Linked DNA regions of Mus musculus: region 1 is linked to region 2. Evidence: chromatin loops called from intact Hi-C (ENCODE). Cell type or tissue: gastrocnemius. All regions are shown on one strand. Links, peaks and the distances in the headings refer to the core of each region. The heading gives the core; the rest is flanking DNA.

Region 1 (7,388 bases), core at 1,972-4,471, 110 kb after region 2:
AGATCTCAATAGATTGACAAAAATTTGTGTTATTAGTCTTTCTCCAGCCTTCTCTAAAGCGACCTATGGCCTTTTACCAGGGTAACTGCATCGAGGAAAGGGAAATAACCAGACCTTTTGGAAACTATTGAATGCTGGCTCTGAACTGAAACTAATTTCATAAGCCCTTAAGTCTCAGTGTAATCTACCATCCAAATTCAAGTTTATGGAGGTCAAGTTCTCACAGTGGACTCGTGAGTCCCTGAACTCATGCTGTGGTTATGGCTTCAGAATGCATCATTAGAGAAGATATACTCAGCTGCTGGCAGAGTTCTCACACTGGCTCTCTGATCCATGGAGTAAAGGCTGTTATGATGTAAAGACTATGTATGAGAGCCACTGAATTCCTATGGTGATTGCAGAGATTATTGCCACCATGAAGAATATGAAATGTGCAAGGGTGCTGATTCCTGCCACATTCTAATGTAACTTTTATTTCAGTGTATGTGCCAAAGACAGATGGATCTTGGACAATATGAGTCAGTTATTGTAAATTAACCACGGGATGACTCTAATTGTGGTGCTATAAAAGATGTGGTCTCATTGTTTGAGAAAATTAAGCACATCCTCTGGTGTGTGGTATGAAGTTAACGATTTTGTAAATGTTTTCCTCTATCACTGTAAGTAAGCCTCACCAGAAGCAGTTTGCTTTCAGCTGACACATCCAGCAATACACTTTCACTGTTCTCTCTCAGGGGGTATATTAATCATTTCATAAATTTCTTTCTCTGGAAATCCCTGAAAAATACATTATTCATCTACATAAGTCAGTGGTACCATCTCTGAGCTGGTAGTCTTGGGTTCTCTAAGACAGCAAGTTGAGCAAGCCAGGGTAATCAAGCCAGCAAAGAACATCCCTCCATGGCCTCTGCATCAGCTCCTGCTTCCTGACCTGCTTGAGTTCCAGTCCCGACTCCCTTTAGTGATGATCAGCACTGTGGAAATGTAAGCTGAATAAACCCTTTCCTCCACAATTTGATTCTTGGTCATGATGTTTGTGCAGGAATAGAAACCTTGACTAAGACAAATTGGGTATAGCTCTAACCTTATCTGTGCATTAACTCAATAGACACAACAAATGTACACTATTCATATATGCTTTATTGATTGATTGACTTTTTCAGCTTTTTATTGATTCTTTTTGACTTTCACATTAAGCATCCCAATCCAGCATCTATACCTCCCCTCATGCATGCCCTCCATTCTTGCAATCTCCCCGAGCACACAACAGAGAAAAAAATCTTGTTGTGGAAGCTGTAGTGTGTCACAGTGTGTCCCACAGTATACACTTCTCTCCACACTTCTTTGCTTGCAAATATTCATTGCAATGACTCATTGGTCTGGTGTGAAGCATCAGGCTTCTGCTACTCTGAGGACCAGACAAGAGGCAGGGTCAGCTCTTCTGCAGTTGTGCCCTTATCAATCCCATGACAAGGGCTAGTTCTGCTGTTCTACCTATGCGAGGTTCAAGCCTTCCTTCTCCAAGTGCTGCAGCTGATGCCAGAACTCCTGCTCTTGTGCTCCCAGGACAACACTTCTGTCTGCTGCAGGTGGTGAGGGTCAAGGGTAGGAGAGGGTCTCTCTTTCTTGCCTATACTGCTGCACTCAGACAAGTTGTGGGGCAGTTCTTCCATGCTCACACCCTTGATTCTGGCTCACCCACACCATAGTCAGGTCTATTGCTGGGCCTACTTTCCTGAGTGCTGCAATAGGTGAGGGATAGGGACATCTGCTCTCAGGATGTGATTGGCAAGGGCAAACAGGAGGGGAGAAGACCTCCCCTCACCAATGCCACCAGCAACAGACAAGAGGAGGAGTCATCCTCACGTTTGGCTCACCTGAAACAGCCACATTCAGGGCAAGCTATATATAATATGCTTCCCAGGAGAGGTACAGGGGTTGCTTCTTTGAGTGCTGCCTTAAGAGAGGAGTGGAGCCAGCTCTCCTGCTCTGAGGACCTGGTGGTCAGCTTTCCTTGCCTGCTATAGGTGGCAAAGGGTGGGTGGGTGGGGGGAATCCCTTCCTCGCTGATGTCAAGGCACTACAGACAAGTGGCAGGGCCAACTCTCCCACACTCATATCCTTAGGGCTGGCTTGTTCCCACCACCAGGGTCATCTCGACCGTGCTGTCCAGGCATGGTGCAGGGTCTGCTCTCTTGGGTATTACAACTGGTAAGGGATGAGGAAAGCTCTCTGCTTTCATGACCCCAGGGCCAAGTCTCTCACCTGACACAGGTAGTAAGGGGCCAGGGGTGAGGAGCAAAGGGGGGCAAAGACAGTATTTCTCCCTTATCTATCCCACTGCACAGGACAGCTCTCCCATGTTCATACACTCAAGGCCAGCTCACCCACAACTCCCACAATGTGTTGGGCCACTCTCCTGAGTCTTGCAGCTGGCTAGAGGCAGGGTCAACTCTCATGCTTTCATGCCCCCAGGGACAGCTCTCTTATGATGTCCTGGTGAGAGGTGTGACCAATTCTCCACAGTCTTCAGATATCAACATATTACTGGGCAGCAGCCCAGACCAGGGATGTCCTCCTGGCCTTTGGTTGAAACAGGCCACTATTGTGGTAGGACCATATACCCAGACTTGGCCACCAGTGACAGCACAGGTCAGGACCCCACCATGGTCCCAAGTGGCATTGCTAGCTATTCACATGAGAGTGTTCTTCACTACCCTCCAGTCCCCTGTTCTGCCTCTCCTTTTGTCTCCACATCCTTCAGGTTCTCTTTTTCTTCAATTTCTCCACAACTTCCTTTCTCCTCTTACTGTTGCCAGGGGACCCTGAGTGTTTGGGGTCACCTTAAGAGAGGTCTCAGGAGTACTAAGACCCACTCATGCATTGTGACATTGGGCAGGGGTCATCTTGCGCATGGTTTGTCCCCACAGGTCTGTGTGGCACTAGACTGGTAGTCATCTCTGGCTAGCTCCCTGTTTGGGACCCCTGGCACCAGACCAGTGGTTTTGTCAGGCTCGTTGCCCCCACCACTCAGGGAATGTTAGGTTACTAATCACTCATTCTGATGTTCATAGGTCAGAACACTGAGCATAGACACAACCTCTCCTCTGCCACCTACTGACACACATGTGATACAGCAGTCACACCAGCAACTCCTCTAGGGCATTTGTTTGTCTTTTATTTTATTTTATTTTATTTTATTTTATTTTATTTTATTTTTTCCAATATAAATTTTCTCTCTGTGGCTCTGGCTGTCCTGGAACTCACTCAATCGACCAGACCAGCTTAGAACTCATAAAGTTTCACCTGCCTCTGTCACCTGAGTGCTGGGATTAAAGGCATGGTCCACCACTACCCTACTTAGTGTTCACATTCTCTTATATTATTATATTTTAAATTATAGATATGTCCTGGTTTTGTTTAAAAAAAAAAACAAGTATCCTCTAGAGTACACTGGCAAGGCAATGAGAAAAAACTACAGGCATAAGGAAAATACTGGCAAAAGATATTTCTGATAAAGGACTGCTATAAAGTGTACAAAGAAAGTCTGAGAGTCAACACTAAGAAAACAAAAATTCTATTGATTGAGGTCTGCCCCACAGTAGGGAACTGGGATTAAAGCAGTAATGAACACGTACCTTTGCAGCTAATAGGTGTCAAATCATATAACATAGCAAGGATAGACTTAAAAGATGCTGGTAAAACATGATAGGCTTATATAGAAGACTAAAATTTGGCCCGATCTTTCACTGTATAAAACAGGAACTCAAAAAGGGCAGAAACCTGCAGGCAGTAGCTGATGCAGAGTCCATGGAAGAATGTTGCTTACTGTCTGGCTTACCAAGGCTTGTTTAGTCTGCTTTTTTACAGAACCCAAGACCACCTGCCTAGGAATTGTACCACCCAAAATGGCCTGAGTCCTCCCCCATCAATCACTAATTAAGAAAATTTCCTGCAGCCAGATCTTCTTGTTGTTGTTGTTTATTAGATATTTTCTTCATTTACATTTCAAATGCTATCCCAAAGGTCCCCTATACCCTCCCCCTGCCCTGCTCCACTACCCACCCACTCCCACTTCTTGGCCCTGGTGTTCCCCTGTACTGGGGCATATACAGTTTGCTAGACCAAGGGACCTCTCTTCCCAGTCATGGCTGACTAGGCAATCTTCTGCTACATATGCAGCTAGAGACACGAGCTCTGGGGGTACTGATTAGTTCATATTGTTGTTTCACCTATAGGGTTGTAGACCCCTTCAGCTCTTGGGTACTTTCTCTAGCTCCTCCATTGGGGGCCCTGTGAGCATCCACTTCTGTATTTGCCAGGCACTGGCAAAGCCTCACAAGAGACAGCTATATCAGGGTCCTTTCAGCAAAATCTTGCTGGCGTATGCGATAGTGTCTGTGTTTGGTGGCTGATTATGGGATGGACCTCCATGTGGGGCAGTCTCTGGATGGTCCATTCTTTTGTCTTAGCTCCAAACTTTGTCTCTGCAACTCCTTCCATGGATATTTTATTGCCTATTCTAGGGAGGAATGAAGTATCCACGAGTTGGTCTTCCTTCTTGATTTTCTTCTGTTTTGGAAGTTGTATCTTGGGTATTCTAGGTTTCTGGGCTAATATCCACTTTTCAGTGAGTGTATATCAAGTGACTTCTTTTGTGATTGGGTTCCCTCACTCAGGATGATATCCTCTAGATACATACATTTGCCCAAGAATTTCATAAATTCATTGTTTTTAATAGCTGAGTAGTACTCCATTGTGTAAATGTACCACATTTTCTGTATCCATTCCTCTGTTGAGGGACATCTGGGTTCTTTCCAGCTTCTGGCTATTATAAATAGGGCTGCTAAGAACATAGTGGAGCATGAGTCCTTATTACCAGTTGGAACATCTTCTGGGTATATGCCCAGGAGAGGTATTGCTGGATCTACCAGTAGTACTATGTCCAGTTTTCTGAGGAACCACCAGACTGATTTCCAGAGTGGTTGTACCAGCTTGCAATCCCACCAGCAATGGGGGAGTGTTCCTCTTTCTCCACATCCTTGCCAGCATCTGCTGTCACCTGAATTTTTGATTCTAGCCATTCTGACTGGTGTGAGGTTGAATCTCAGGGTTGTTTTGATTTGCATTTCCCTGATGATTAAAGATGTTGAACATTTTTTTCAAGTGCTTCTCAGCCCTTTGGTATTCCTCAGGTGAGACTTCTTTGTTTAGATCTGTACCCCATTTTTAATTAGGTTATTTGAATTTCTGGAGTCCAGCTTCTTGAGCTCTTTGTATATATTGGATATTAGTCCCCTATCAGATTTAGGATTGGTAAAAATTCTTTCCCAATCTGTTGGTGACCTTTTTGTCTTATTGACAGTATCTTTTGCCCTACAGAAGATTTGCAATTTTATGAGGTCCCATTTGTTGATAAAGAACAACTTTTAAGTGTTGGTTATTTATTTCCACCATTAGGTCTTACAGATGAAACTGGAACTTAGGCCATCAGGATTGGTGGCAAGCATCTTTACAACCTGCCATCCCTTTACAATGATTTTTAACAGATATTCTTCAAGCAGTTGCTGCTGATTCCTACCATAGAAAATAAACTCCATTTTCACACTTTACTGATTAATCCAATAATGGGCCTCTCTTTCCACTGATGGCTGACTAGGCCATCTTCTGATACATATGCAGCTAGAGACACGAGCTCCGGGGGGGTACAGGTTAGTTCATATTGTTGTTCCACCTATAGGGTTGCAGATCCCTTTAGCTCCTTGGGTACTTTCTCTAGCTCCTCCATTGGGGGCCCTGTGATCCATCCAGTAGCTGACTGTGAGCATCCACTTCTGTGTTTGCTAGGCCCCGGCATAGTCTCACAAGAGACAGCTATATCTGGGCCCTTTCAGCAAAATCTTGCTAGTGTATGCAATGGTGTCAGTGTTTGGAAGCTGATTATGGGATGGATCCCTGGATACGGCAGTTTCTAGATGCTCCATCCTTTCGTCTCAACTCCAAACTTTGTCTCTGTAACTCCTTCCATGGGTGTTTTGTTCCCAATTCTAAGAAGGGGCAAAGTGTCCACACTTTGGTCTTCGTTCTTCTTGAGTTTCATGTGTTTTGCAAATTGTATCTTATATCTTGGGTATTCTAATTTTCTGGACTAATATCCACTTACCAGTGAGTACATATTGTGTGAGTTCTTTTGTGATTGGGTTACCTTACTCAGGATGATGCCCTCCAGGTCCATCCATTTGCCTAGGAATTTCATAAATTCATTCTTTTTAATAGCTGAGTAGTACTCCATTGTGTAAATGTACCACATTTTCTGTATCCATTCTTCTGTTGAGGGGCATCTGGGTTCTTTCCAGCCTCTGGCTATTATAAATAAGGCTGCTATGAACATAGTGGAGCACGCGTCCTTCTACATGGGACATTTTCATAAGGCATAAGACACATAATAATGTACAGAGACTGACAGATAGACAAACCTTACTCACAAACTTATGAGAAACAAGTTTTAGGAAAAAAATTGTTTTACATGCGATACAATGTAATGTTTTAAAAATTCAATTCTCTTTTGCTGAAGCACTGGTTACCATCCACAGAATCTATTTTATAAATATACTGTTCTGAAAATTACATTTATAAATATATGATAAAAGATACTCAGAGGCTCTATGCTTCTTTCTGTTGCAGGGCCAGCCTCATCTTGTGCATTGCCAGCTTTGACAAGATAGTGAAGATCGGTGTGAATTGATTTGGCCATATCTGGTGCCTGGTTACCAGAGCAAAGTGGAGATTGTTGCCATCAACGACCCCTTCATTGACCTCAATTGCATGTTCTACATGTTTCAGTATGACTCTACACATGGCAAATTCAATGGCACAGTCAAGGCTTGTGAGAAGCCACATGTGCCATTGCAGGGTGGTGCTGGTTACCGCTGGCCACCACCATACAAAGGCAGTAAAGTTTTTTTTTTGCCAAGCTGAGGTTTTGAGAATTAACCAATCAGATGAGAGACAAGTTAACCAATCAGATGAGAGTCAAGTTAACCAATCAGATGAGAGACAAGTTAACCAATCAGATGAGAGACAAGTTAACCAATCAGATGAGAGACAAGTTAACCAATCAGATGTGAGACATGCAAATGAGGTGGTAAGCATAACCCAAGCATAACCAATCTGGGTGTGAGACATGCCTCTCCTAGGCCTATATAAGCAGCACCAGTTCTGGGCTTGGGGGCTCTTCGCCTCTGCAATCAAGCTCTCCCAATAAACGTGTGCAGAAGGATCCTGTTGCAGCGTCATTCCTGGTGAGTCAGGGCACGCAAGAAAGGCTGAGAATGGGAAATTTCTCTTCAATGGGAAGCCCATCATCCTCTTCCAGGAGCAAGATCCCA
Region 2 (8,673 bases), core at 2,651-5,150:
GATGTGAGATAAGGCCATGAATGACTGATGGGATAGTCAAGATTTAGGACAGCAGTTTTCAACCTGCAATCAGATAATTACATTAGGATTCATAACAGTAGCAAAATTACAGTTATGAAGTGGCAATGAAATAATTTTATGCCTGGGGGGGTCCAACAATGTGTGTATTGGTATTAAAGAGCCACAGCATTAGGAAGGTTGAGAATCACTAATTTAGGATGTAAGAAAGAACTAATATCAAAGTGATGGACGTTCAGGTGGGAGACATAAACCTGAATGGATTGTGTTCATTTGTCTCTTTAAGGCACTATATAAACACTGGTGGAAATTTATGTTTGCAGATGGAGGAGGAGTGAGATGGGGTGAGCACGATGTCATATGGCAATGTTGATTTACTCAGAGTGCAGATTTCCAGGTGGCCTCTGAAAGGGAATCAAGAGTTTGTAGGTGTGTATAGCTTGAAGAGACTTATGACTTTTAAAATTCTGATATCAGAGGGATATAAAAGGATGATATTTAGGAATTCAGTGCCAGGACTGGTCCCAAGAGCATGTGGTGTATGATTGTATCCAGCAGATGTCACCATCCTTAGTGTTTGAACTGAGACAGAGATGAGGTTTAGTGAGAGAAAAATCAAAGGAGAAATGGAATTCAGTTAAAGAGAAACAATGAAATGATGGCTCATGAGACCTGTGCTGATTATTTTTTTTTGTTTTGTTTGTTTATTTGTTGGTCAATTTGACCCAAGCTAAAGTCATATGGGAAGAGGGAACCTTAGTTAAGAAAATGCCTCTATCAGATTGGCTTGTGGGCAAGTTTGTGGGGACAATTTTTAATTAGTGATTGAAGTGGCAGGGCCTGGCCGATTGTGGGTGGTGCCATCCCTGGGCACATTCTCCTGGGTTCTATAAGAAAGCAGACTGTGCAAGTCACAAGGAGCAAGCCAGTAAGCAGTACTCCTCTATGTCCTCTGCATCAGATCCTGCCTCCAGGTTCCTGCCTTGAGTTCCTGCCTTGACTTCCCTCAGTGATGGACTATAAGCTATGAGATGAAATAAACCCTTTGTTCCACAAGGTGCTTTTGATTTTTTGTCACAGCAATAGAAAGAAAACTAACCTGTGAATAAAGGATACAGGAAAGGACTATAATAGCGCTGGAAAATATGAAGAGGATAAAAGGACTTACCTTGTGGAGAGGCAGACTTCTTGCAAATAAAAGCAGAGCTAGATGTAAAACTATGTATATAGCTAAATCACAAAATTACTGTGGTCGAATTTTGTGAGAAGCGGGTGTGGTAGCAGTCCCAAGATGGCGCCCGGGACTGCAGCTAAGTCTTATGACTTGCACCTGACTTCCTCATACACCTGGAAATAAGCCATGACCATCATGAGAGCTGCACAGGTGCACCATGATGCTGGCGGTGTAAACAAGTCCATATTTGGTGGAGACACACCCCTGCCGCCCTGATTGGCTGAAGCCTTGTGCCTGGTGAGGTGACGTGGCCTGCTGTGAGTGGAGGGGGGCTGAGAGTATATAAGAGTGAGAGGCCCGGGGTAAGAGAGAGAAGCAGAGGGAGAGGGGAGAGGGGAGAGGGGAGAGGGGAGAGGGGAGAGGGGAGAGGGGAGAGGGGAGAGGGAAGAGGGAGAGAGAGGGAAAGAGATGAAGACTGAAGCTTGCTGAATAAACTGCTGTTAGAAGAACTGGTGGTCTCTAGATGGTCCATCCTTTTGTCTCAGCATCTAGAGACTGCCATATCCAGGGATTCATCCCATAATTAGCCTCCAAACGATGACACCATTGCACACACTAGCAAGCGTTTGCTGAAAGGACCCTGATATAGCTGTCTCTTGTGAGACTAGGCCGGGGCCTAGCAAACACATAAGTGGATGCTCACAGTCAACTATTGGATGGATCACAGGGCCCCCAATGGAGGAGCTAGAGAAAGTATCCAAGGAGCTAAAGAGATCTGCAACCCTGCAGGTGCAACAACATTATGAACTAACCAGTACCCTGGAGCTCTTGACTCTAGCTGCATATGTATCAAAAGATGGCCTAGTCGGCCATCACTGGAAAGAGAGGCCCATTGGACATGCAAACTTTATATGCCCCAGTACAGGGGAATGCCAGGGCCAAAAAGTGGGAATGGGTGGGTAGGGGAGTGGCGGGGAGGGCATGGGGGAATTTTGGGCTAGCATTGGAAATGTAGTTGAGGAAAATACGTAATAAAAAAAAAAGAAGAAGAACTGGTGGTTCTTGCTGGTAGAGAGCGGATGCGACAGAATTTAAATGTTTAAAGGGGGAGCTAGGGAGATGGCTTGACGAATTAGATAGAATATTTGCTCTACAAGCATAAAGATTAGAGTTCAAATCCCCAGCATCCGCTTTAAAAGCTGGACATGGTTGCATGTCAGCTTTGGGGGAGAGAGACAGGTAGAGGATGGGAGCTCTCTGGCCAGTTAGCCTAGCAAAAACCAGTGAGCTTCTGGTAAGATCATGAGATCTGGTGGAGGCATTATGAAATTTCTCAGTTCAGTTTGGCATGCCCATTGGGCACCCTTGTTCAGCTCATGTTTGGGTGGCCATGTTGGTAGGAGTAGGTGCCATGTGAGAGCAGACAGGACATTGGAAGGAGGCAGCTACTGCCCAGTTCTAGGTGAGGGGTGCCATTTGGAAAGCTAGGCCTTGATTGCTAGAAATTTCCATTTTTAGGAGAAATGGTAAATCTTTTTAAAAATGTGAAATGTCCCATTTTCAAATATTGGCAAGTAGTTTTTTAAAAATACCATGAAGGCCAAACAAAGCAATTTTTCTACAAGCTGCCAGTTTGCAACCTCTAGGATAGAAAGGATTGTGTCCAGACTTTCTGAGATGCAAAGCAAGGGCGACTTTTTAAATAATAGTGAATATCGTTATTTCTTCCTTCCTAGATTGTGATGGAGATCACCACAGTAATTTGATCAGGTAACAGGGCTCCCGGAAAGCCAAGAACCAACCAGTTACACTTGGCACTCAAGATGAAACCTAATTTACCATCATATTTCTGCCCCTTTTCAAGATCATTTTGGAGTCCCTTGAACTTTCTTTGGTCTTTATGAAAAAGAACAGGGATGCTGTAATGTCCCGATTCAGTTTTGCCTTTCCAGACTTTTTCAGGTGAGCGTTCTTGTTGAATGTGTGCTTTGTAAGTTTTCAGAAACCTCTTCCCACCAGCAACTGTGTTTTAAAATTTTCCAGTAATATGCTCAGCGGTTCTGAGTGGGACCCAGCAGAAGGCTGAAGGTGAACAAATGAAGCCTTTCATCTGGGCCCAGGTATGCCTGGCTTATAGCAACTTTGCCATTAAGACTTCAGAGGCTGTTTGCTGCCTGGAACACTGAAAGGCTGTTAAACAGCTCCTGCCTTTTAAAACCGAGTGGAGGATGATTGGAGCCTTCTAGACGAAGGTAGGAATCACAAATGTCACGCATGTTTAACTATATGTCTTCTGAGCTCATTTACTGAAGTATTCGCTTGATTCGGTTAAATCTTCTTAAGTTTGCACATTCTTGCTCTTGAGTAATCTTTCCTGTGGGTATTTAAATATCCCCAATAAGTCATTCATATTCAAATCCTTCCCGTAGTACATTTCTAATTTCTTTTATAAGCAAAACACAGTGAGTGGTTCTTTGCTGGAACTGTTTTCGGTTCCTCACCCCATGCGATTCCCTGGGCCAGCTGTTTCCATTGCCTGTGCAGTAAGACCCCAGGCCATGTTCACGTGGCAGGAGGGGGAAGGAGAGCAGCTGAAGCTGGAAGCCCCAGCGGCCTCAGCTGCCAAAGTCCACTTGACTCTGACGCAATGCAACTGCCATCTCCATTTGTAATTTGTTCCTGCTCTACTTTTCCTTTTCAGACTCTGCCACGCTCTCCTTACTCTCACCCCACCGTTTCTGCCCACAATCCTCAGGTTTTTGAGGTACCCGGGCCTGCTTGACTCTACGGAGCATCCAGTTTGCCAGCTTTGCTGTGAATCACCCATTCCTCTTGAACGTGCTCACACTTTCTCCTAAGAGGCCCTGGGCTCTGCTCCTGACTAGCTCCCCACATGTTACTGTCCTTGGCTCTGAGTCCAGTTGTCTGTCTCTGGCTGCCTGCCTGACCCACACTGCTTTTGGGCCTGGTGTATCATGGATTTGCTGATTTTCTGCGACACCTGAAACAATAAGAAGCTAAGGAGTCTGTGACTTGTCTGTTTCTCTCTAGTTTTCCTTGTCATATCCTTAAGTGGCCCCAAAATTGCAAATGAAACTTTGCAGGTACCTAGCAATCTGGACTTTGGTTAAGCGCCAGAGTCAGGGTTAAGACTGGTCAAGTGACCATGTAGGAACACTTCTCTTCACATGGTGGCAAAACTTGTTTATGGCGATTCTTAAATGGAGAGACAGCCTTCGGATTTGAGTAGAGTGATGTATTTTGTGTGTTTTCATGGATGATTTTGAATGCTGGCTTTCTCATTTACCAGAGAGAATCCAGTCTTGGATGATGGGGAAGTAGTTTTTTAGAAGAATGATGGCTCCTCAACAAATTTCATTATTTTAATCTGCCACGTTTTTGTCTTCTGAATATAGTCTGTTTGCTTACAAATGAAAAGATTTGCATCTGTTTTAGATATGTTCTTTCGTGTACCATTTTCCTTGAGACTAAATTGATTTTTATTTGGTTGAAACGTTAAGACATGTCAACAACATGACAAATATTAGAGCTATATTAAAATGTTTATTCATTTATCATTTTATTTTATGTGTATGGGTGTTTTGCCTGCAGACCTGTCTGTGTACCTGTTACGTTCCTGGTGTCTGTGGCAGCAAGAAGAGGGTTTCAGATCCCCTGGAGCTGGAGTTACAAATGTTTGGAGTTGAGAGCCTCCGTGAGGGACCTGGGAATTGTATTAGGGTCCACTAGAAGAGCAGTTGGTGCTCTTAACATCTAAGTCATCTCTCCAGCTTCCACTCTTAAAAATTTAAGATAATTTACTAATTTTATTTTTTAATCACACAATTAGGAAATTAGCACATTACTAATAAAATTAAAGCCAACAGTAAATATGATTTTGTTTTTGCTATGGGCTAGGTATCATACGAAGGGCTTTATATGCTTGACAACCCTTGCAGCTGATGTTGCTGGAAATCATTGCTAAGTGGAATATAATAGACTCAGAAAGACTCAGGCTCAAAAACATCACATTTTTTCCCATACAAAGAACATAGGCTTTAAATTATACATGTGTGCATTAATACATACATACAAACATACTTACATACATACACACAGACTCACATACATATACATCATATACATATATATGCATATACATCATATACATATGAGGTTGTGAAGCTAGAAAGAAGACAATAAGAGGGAAGGAAGAGATCTTAAAGAAGGAAAGAAATAGAGAGTCTAAAGGACTACATGGTGTAAAGATAAACTGGTATAGTCCCTATAGAAATCAATGTGGACGTTCCTCAAAAATTGAAGATGAATTTCCCTCAAGATCCAGTTGTACTGCTCTTGGGCATATACCCAAAGGACTCTGGATCTTACTATGGAGATACTTCCTTATCCATGTTCATTATTGCTCTAGTTTTAACAGCCAGAATTTGGGAACTGCTGATATGTCCATCAACTGATGAAAAGATAATGAAAAGGTAAACATTCACACAATGAATTCAGCAGTTAATAGAAACCAAGTCATAAAAATTGTAGGCAAATTGTCCTGAGTGAGATAACCCAGATTCAAAGAGACAAATAGTGCATATTTTCTCTTATATGTGGACTTTAGCTTTTAAGCTTTAGATATATGTGTGTTTAAATCTGAATAACACCAGAGGTTTGGTATCTAGTAAGGGACCAAGCAGAGAAGGTGCTCTTCCAAGGGAGGGGAAACAGAATATAGTGTTATAAAGAGATGGCAATAATTATTAAAAAGGGGAGCCAAAATTTTGAAAGAGAGCAAGGAGGGGCAAATGGGAGGGTTTGCTAGAATTAATGGGAAGGGGAAATTTTTAATTATATTGTAATTTCAAAAAATGAAGGGAGTAAAAAGGAATATAAACTTTATCACCGACTCATCCATCAATGATGCATCCCAGGATCAAGGTCAGGTTTTTGACAACTTCCTGTAATTCCTGCCACAAGGAGATCCAAGAGTCTAATCTTCTTGGGAACCAGCATGCAGATGCACATACACCCAAGTACATACTGACATCACAATTAAATTAAAATCAAAACATTGGTAAAGGAATCAGTTTTTACTCATGAATGCTTTTCTTGTATAGTCATTCATTCCTGTAGCTCAGGTGTTGAGGCATCAAAAGGCCACACCTACAGAGTTTGTCTTCATCATGAATTGGTTCATGGAATAGAAAGCAAACATGTCGACTTGAAGTCAGAGAAAGCAATCCTTCTCAGGAGGTAGTATCATTTGGGACAATTTAGGAAAGGCTGCCCTGCTGGAGGAGATATGTCCCTGGGGGTGTGGGCTTGGCAGCTAATATTCACCACCATTCCTAGTGCCCATTCTCTGCTTCATGGTACAGGTTGAGGATATGAGCTCTGAGCCTCCTGGTTTAGCTACCATGCATGACGTTGTCGAGTTGCCACTTCATGGTGACCCCATATCCCTCTGGAACCATAAGCCAAATTCAATGCTTTTGTAAGTTGCTGAGGTATTTAGTTTTATAAAAGTGGCTCTACTTTCAACAGAATGCATGAAACAATAATCTACAACTTTACTCCATGATGACTAGTATTCTGTAAGTAGAATAGCTTTAATGGGCATATGGCTTAAATTTATTTCTAGTATTAGGTTTCAAACACAGGCCAGGCATGCATGGTGGGTGCTCTCCCACTGATCAGCATCATCATTCCTACCTTACAATTTTTTAATAAAAAAATATTTTTATACATTATATTCTGGTCACGGTTTTCCCTCCTTCATCTCTTACTAGTTCCTCCCCACCTCTACACCTACGAACTGCACAACAAAAATACTACCACCACCACCACCACCACCACCACCACCAACAACAACAACAAAAGAACCTGCAACCAGCCAACCAACCAACCAACCAGCCAACCAAAACCAAAGCCTAGTTAAAAATGCAGTTTCAGTAAAGGGCATCCATGTGTCATTTGGTGTAAGTGTCAATTCTCAAGTTACATGGCAACTTTACTTATTCTTTAGCCTTGTGGTGGTTTGAATATGCTTGGCCCAGGGAGTGGCACTATTAGGAGGTGTGGCCTTGTTAGAGTAGGCGTGACTTGGTTGGAGTAGGTGTGTCACTGTGGGGGTGGTCTTTCAGACCTTCCTCCTAGCTGCCTGGAAGTTGCTCTTCTCCTAGTTGCTTTCCAAACAAGGGATAGAACTCTTACCTCCTCCAGCACCATGCCTGCTTGGGTGCTGTCATGCTTTGCTCCATAAAGATAATCCACTGAACCTCTGAATCTGTAAGCAAACCCCAATTAAATGTTGTCATATATAACAGTTTCTGTGGTCATAGTGTCTCTTCACAGCAATGGCACCCTAAGAGAAGCCTTAAGTAGTTTTTTCCTTGTGAGGACAAAATTGAGAATTTCCTGTTTCTCATCATGATCAGACTGTTATTTGCTGTCATTTTCATGGATAGCTGTGTTTTAAAGCATCATGGTTTGCCTTCTTTGATTCAATATGTTGTGAATGCTCAAATTATTTTAGAAAGAGACCCCTCACTTTTCTTAATGTATTTCTTGTTCTTAGATGATAATCAGATTAGTCTTTTAGAAGGTACCATTGCTAACTAGGAAAATCCAGCTCAATAAAAGGCTCGTGTCTCCCCTTCGCCCCTTTAAAAAGGCAAATCAAACAAATGGCTAAATGTACAGCCTTCTCTCTGTCTCAGATTAGAACTGGAGTGTCAGTGCTTTCTTAAGGAGAATAAAGGAAATCATCACCATTGAATCCACTGCTGTAAACATTAGATTCACTCCTCTGCATTAAGTATTTGGTATCTCAAAGCTAGACCAGTAGAGACACCAAATTTGAAATTTAAAGCTAAGAACATTTAACTTTTCAAGACCTTTGGTTGTCTCTGCCTCGATTAGAAATGAGCAGAGTGTCTCTGAACAATATTTTGTTTTTACAGTTCTATTGAACGGTTTTATTCCTGCTTTAAGAAGTGGGAGTGGGGGGAGGGGAGTGGGGAGGAGGGTATTGGGGGGACTTTTGGGATAGCATTGGAAATGTAAATGAAGAGAATACCTAATAATAAAAAAACTAAAAAAAAAAAACCACTTTTTATCTTTTGTTTGTTTCTTTTGAAGATGTAGAAATCTTTAAAAACACATTAAAAAAACCTTTTGTACCTAAGCATTTGTCTTTATCTCACAGTAGAGGTTTTTAGATTAAAAACAGTCTGCTCTTTAAAAAATAGCTATACAGTTTCCTAACATTTTGAACATTGCTTTTCCTTGATTTGGCATTTGTAATGGTTGTGGACTATAGACTTTTAAAAGAGATATTAATCAAGGGAAAAAGAGATAAAGGGAATGTGAGAATAGGCAGATTAAATGGAGAACAGATAGGAGGGCAGGATAAAGGAGGGACTATGGGGAGGGACAATTAACACTGAAGGCCTTTTGAAAAGCCATAAGGAAAC

Evidence for each region. Peaks named below come from ENCODE experiments on the same cell type or tissue, not always from the same donor. Only the 100,000 strongest peaks of a DNase experiment are listed, where the experiment ranks them.
Region 1: a loop joins it to region 2, with 2.1 times the contacts of the local background. A loop is called at or near these places in 2 of 42 quality-filtered maps.

The regions. Positions count from the first base shown.
Region 1 is chrX:21,497,330-21,504,717 of GRCm38, forward strand. Gm22592 (a small nucleolar RNA gene) reads right to left here and starts at 3,167; the gene lies at 3,037-3,167. It also overlaps the pseudogene Gm9439. In gastrocnemius, for the core only: a CTCF peak has its summit at 3,134 (motif pointing left); a DNase peak (open chromatin) is centred at 2,987.
Region 2 is chrX:21,389,625-21,398,297 of GRCm38, forward strand. No RefSeq gene overlaps it. Among named protein-coding and RNA genes, the nearest start is that of Gm6938, 59 kb to the left of the region's middle. In gastrocnemius, for the core only: no CTCF peak of the experiment used is centred there; DNase peaks (open chromatin) are centred at 3,784 and 4,109; H3K27ac peaks cover 315 bases.